Linked DNA regions of Mus musculus: region 1 is linked to region 2. A link is a loop called in an ENCODE intact Hi-C map of the cell type or tissue named here. Cell type or tissue: gastrocnemius. All regions are shown on one strand.

Region 1 (2,500 bases), 60 kb before region 2:
AATCTTCTAATTAACTTAGACAAATTAATTGAGCAAGCCCAATAATGCCAGTAGTTTTTAAAACATTTTTGTAGGGGCTGGAGCCTGTTAAGAGCACTTGCTGTTCTTACAGAGGATCTGGGTTCAGTTTCCAACACTCACATGTGACCTTAACTCCAGTTCAGGGGTTCCAGTACCATCACCTGGCATCTAAGGGAACTATCACATAAGATAGCCATTCTCAACTTATAAGTCTGAATGACATCTTAAAATAGAGAAAAAGACAGGTGGTTTTCAAAACAAAAGACATGCCTTGCCAAATATTTTCATTATTATTAGCGAAAAGACTTCAAAAGGAAAAAAATGTAGTTTCAACTCAAAGGCCCCATGGCTCAAAGGTCAGCCAGAGTAAACAAGACTGCCTATAAAAAGCCATTTACATTCCCTTCATACAAGACTTATTTATGAGGGATCCTTCCAGGAAAAAGTCTCACTGAGACTAAAGACTATTTGGCCAGGATGTCCTGGCAGTGTTCAGAACATGTGACCAGCATGTTATCCTAGGAGCCATTCACAAGGTCTTTGCTCTGTGATGAGTTGGCCTTTGGCTCCCTTCCTCCTATCCTACCCCTTGACCTTTAACAGATGGATCCCCTCTCAGGTTCCTCCGCCCTAGCTATCTGAGCAGTTAGGGTAACCCTGACACTGGGGAAATGCCTGCAGGTGGGTTTGTGGTTTTGTTTTCTTCATGATGACACTGTGCTGTTTCCTTCATTGATGAAGCCTTTGCTCCCCTTCATTCATGTCTCACACTGGTTGAATATTTTGGTGCAAAGGGGACTTAGGAGGAGTGGACATTTACAGAGATTGAGAGTGAGGCCAAGGTGTGTCCGTGCAGTGTGGAGTTGATAGATCCATAGACGCGCCAGCAGCCAGCAGATCCCAAGTGTGACTTCTCTCCAGCCCCTAGAGGGCATTCAGACTGCACCGTTGCCTTCTAGGACGGTGTTCTCTCTAATCAGAACTCTTAAGACCTTGACTTGTATTATTATCTCTAAGTATTAAATACAAGTACAGTTGTACATGAATAATCAGACAGTAGTCTAGATGGAAACTAACTTCTTTGATGATTACAGCTCAGTATTTGTCAAATCCTTATTTTCTGTGGTTAAATCACACCAATTGTACACAGATTTTGGATGTATGAAATGTACCTCATCAGAAGTGGTCTTTTCAGTCCATAATTGTTAACAGAAGAAGCATCTTCACTCTGGAACTGTTCGTGATAGCTTCCAATTCTAGCATTTGAAGGCAGAGGCTCCCAAGGCAAGCTTGAGGCTAGTCAGTGCTCTAGAGTAAGATATAGTCAAGAAAATTTTTTCCTACAGTTGTATTTCTAAGTTTTTGTGTTATTTTATTTTACTTATATTACTTCAGTGTATGTGTAAATTTTTCTGTGTGTGTGTGTGGGGGGGGTCCTATTTAAAAATGTTTATTGCATATGGATCTGAACTCTTCAGACCGCCATGAGCGGTGTGTAATCTTTCTGCTGCTCTTTTTTTCTTAGTCTTCCCAGCTGCCTTCCACCTGTCACATACTCAGTTACTTTCCCTGACATCCACCTGGGGTTCAGATGCTAGACTTCTTAGGGAAATACCAGCTGAAAGCCCTAAGCATTTGGTGGCTATCACACAGGCGTTAGGACAGGGGAGGAAGTCTCAGTGCTCAAGTGAAACAGTAGGGCATTCTTTGCACATCAGTTGGGCCCTAAAAACCTGTCCTTATGTTTTGTTCTGTTGTTTCTCGAGATAGGATATCTCTGTGTAATATTGGCTGTCCTTTGTATTTTAGTCATAAAAATGGTGTTATAAGTTAAGTAAATTTTTGAAAGAGTGAAATGGTGATGAATTCAAAGTTAAAAGAGGAAATGGAAAGGCTGACACAGTGGCCACACCTATAACCCCAGTACTCAGAGACTGAGGCAAGAACAATACCAAGAGTCTCACTGTGTAGCCTTAGCTAGCTTGGAACTCATTACGTAGACCAGGCTGGCCTCTAACTCCCAGAACCCTACCTTCTTCTGTGTCCTTAGTGCTAGGATTAAAGGCATGTTCTACCACAACTGACAAGTATATTTTCTCTCTATTTCCTTGGTTTGCAGGGTTTGTCTTTGTAGCTCTGGCTGTCCTGTAACTCCTTGTGTGGACCAGGCTGACCTCAAACTCCAGAGATCCATCTGCCTCTGAGTCCCCAGTGCTGGGATTAAAGGCGTGTTATACCCCTACCCAGCAAGTGTTTGTTTGTTTCCTTCCTTCCTTCCTTCCTTCCTTCCTTCCTTCCTTTCCTTCCTTTCCTTCCTTTCCTTCCTTTCCTTCCTTTCCTTCCTCTCTTTCTCTTTCTCTCTCTCTTTCTTTCTCTCTTTCTTTCTTTCTTTCTTTCTCTCTCTCTCTCTCTCTCTCTTTCTTTCTTTCTTTCTTTCTTTCTCTCTCTCTCTCTCTCTTTCTTTCTTTCTTTCTTTCTT
Region 2 (2,500 bases):
CCCAAGTGCTAGTTATTATGCCCTGCTTTTCTTTCTGATTAATGGTGTTCAGCTCTGGAGTACCCAGGCTTCATTTCTTGTCCTTTGTAGGACCCAATCCTTAAGTCACAGCAGCTTACATCTGAAACCACTGTAGCTCGTTATTCCAAGTGGATTCAACTGGATTTAGCCCTTTTTCCTGTCCCCAAGACAAGGTCATCTTTAGCTACTTATATAAAATTTAAGGCCAGGGGCTGGTGAGATGGCTCAGTGGGTAAGAGCACCCCACTGCTCTTCCAAAGGTCCAGAGTTCAAATCCCAGCAACCACATGGTGGCTCACAACCATCCATAACAAGATCTGACTCCCTCTTCTGGTGTGTCTGAAGACAGCTACAGTGTACTTACACAAAATAATAAATAAATCTTTAAAAAAAAAAAAGAATTTAAGGCCAGAGTAATCTAAGTCCCTGTCTCAATAAGTCAGTCAGTCAACCATCAATCAATAAGTGAATGGTTAGCTTCTCCAGATTGGTTAGTGTCTTCAGATAAGCAACTATGCTCTGCCATCAGTGTCTGGCCTATATTTAATATAGGAATTCAAAGAGTGTTGAGGAAATGGGTGTCCCAGAACACTTGGCAGTGAGGGATGGTACTGGAAGGAGGTTTAGTTTTAGCCACAAACTCAAACTCTTTCCGACCTGCTCTCTTCCATCCAGGTCAAAAAATGACCGACCACCTGCTAGTGGTGGCCAGAAGATGATGGGGATTTTGCAGAGTTGGCTTTAGCAGATGAAGAGGCCTTGCTTTCTGAACACCAGGACAATATTTGGAGGAAAGCATCGCCAATTACTCCCTGAGCTTAGCGGTACAGAACCAGAACCGAGCTCCGTGGGATACAGACACAAGGTGATTTAGGATTCCTGGACTGGTCCCCAGCTTTGGTCCGGGGCGGTCCCATGAGCCTCCAGACGGACAAGCGCGCAGCGCCCTCTAGTGTCTGGCGACTGCTCTGCCATCCCGCCGCGACACCCGCCCGAGGCTCCCGCTTCCCGCGGCTACGGCCCCGCGCGGGTTCCTGGGCCAGGGGCGGGACTCGGAGGAGGCAGGAGGCTGGACCCAGTGGGAGTGTCCCCGAGAAACTCGCGGCCTTCGGCGGCTTCCCGGCCCGGGAAGTAAGCCGGGGTCGGCGACCACAAACAGGAAGTCAGGCTGTAACAAAGAGCAGAGGGCGGGGAGCCGCAGCGCTCTCGGGCGCCCGGCGGTGGCGGCAGGTGGAGAGCTGACCCCGACGGGCCGGCGACGCACCTGCCTCTTCCTCTGCCCAACCCAGTCCAGGCCACCCTGGGACGCGTGGGGTCGTGGGCGCGGCCCCTGGGGAAAGACCTCTGGGGTCTCCCAGGAGCATCCCCTCCCCGGGAAGGGACAGTCACAGTTCCCTGACTGAATCACTTCCATCTCCTTCCCGGAATGCAGCAGGTCACACGGGGGCGGAGGGTTGGGCCCACAGATGGTGCAGACCCACGTGGAGATAACATAGGGAGGGGAAGAGGGAGCCAAAGGAGGGCCCTGTAGGGACCCTGGCAGAGGCGAAACACTGTACACCTTGCTTGAGTCTAGTGGCCTCAACTAGCCTGAGTCGAAGCGGGTCGGAACCGTTATACACTCATTTGCCCCCAGTTGAGATCAACTGTGCCAGGGCTAGCCAAGAGAGGCATGACTGCGGCCCCTCCCAACCTAGAGGACAAGGATCTCCAGGTGGTCACCAGCCAACAAGCTCTGGAAAAGCAGCTGTCCTCAGGCCCGAAGGTCACCAGGAGGTCAGACTAATTCTTTAGACAGGACTGTAACTCCAAGTTACTGAGGAACTGCTAAACTCTAATTCTATTATAAAATATTCAAAGAAGAGCATTTGCCAGGCTCTTGAGAATGCTTTACAATGCTTCTAGAGCTATAATCTAATATTGTTTGAATGCCAAGTCTCCTGGACTCTTGGAGTGATCAAGAGACCATTAAGTACCCTACCTCTGTGATGGGGGTGTGTGGCCTCTCAAGGAGAGACCTTCGGGAATTTCTGGGAAAAAGAATATATTTTGTTCACACTCCATGTAAAAACTGGGCCCACATCTGAGTTGCTGGGAAGAGGGTGTGGCGTGGGCGCAGGTTGGAGCCCCTACAAGCATTCCACACTAAGTCCCTTGCTCTGAGTTCCAACTTGCACCAGAAGGCAGTGTTCATATGTTGGGCTCTCTCTCAGCTCCTTGGCTAGGGTATCAGAGGTGGTAAAATGGATTGAGAGAGCCACCAGGACCCCTCCAGGGCTCTTCTCTGACCATCTGGCAATATAGCCTAGCCGGGTGGTGTGGACGTGCAGGCCTGCGGGTGTCCTACCTGTCCCCCACATGGGAGCCTCGTCATCTCGACTTCTGTCCCAGCCCAGCCTCCCCCGCCCCCCAGAGCCTAGAAGCCGCTTTCCTGTTTCATTTTGGGCAGGAAGAGTGAGGTCTTGTTGTTCTTCCCCCT

What was found. Hi-C counts contacts between places; a loop is a spot of excess contacts. Peaks named below come from ENCODE experiments on the same cell type or tissue, not always from the same donor. Only the 100,000 strongest peaks of a DNase experiment are listed, where the experiment ranks them.
Region 1: it touches region 2 in a loop (4-fold over the local background); 2 of 42 quality-filtered maps call a loop at or near these places.

What each region holds. Positions count from the first base shown.
Region 1 is chr2:119,396,885-119,399,384 of GRCm38, reverse strand. The region is part of intron 28 of Ino80 (INO80 complex subunit); the gene reads left to right. Among named protein-coding and RNA genes, the nearest start is that of Chac1, 47 kb to the right of the region's middle. In gastrocnemius, a CTCF peak has its summit at 967 (motif pointing right); no DNase peak of the experiment used is centred here; H3K27ac peaks cover 2,289 bases.
Region 2 is chr2:119,336,640-119,339,139 of GRCm38, reverse strand. No RefSeq gene overlaps it. Among named protein-coding and RNA genes, the nearest start is that of Gm14207, 12 kb to the right of the region's middle. In gastrocnemius, a CTCF peak has its summit at 980 (motif pointing left); DNase peaks (open chromatin) are centred at 1,019 and 2,381; H3K4me3 peaks cover 2,024 bases; H3K27ac peaks cover 2,478 bases.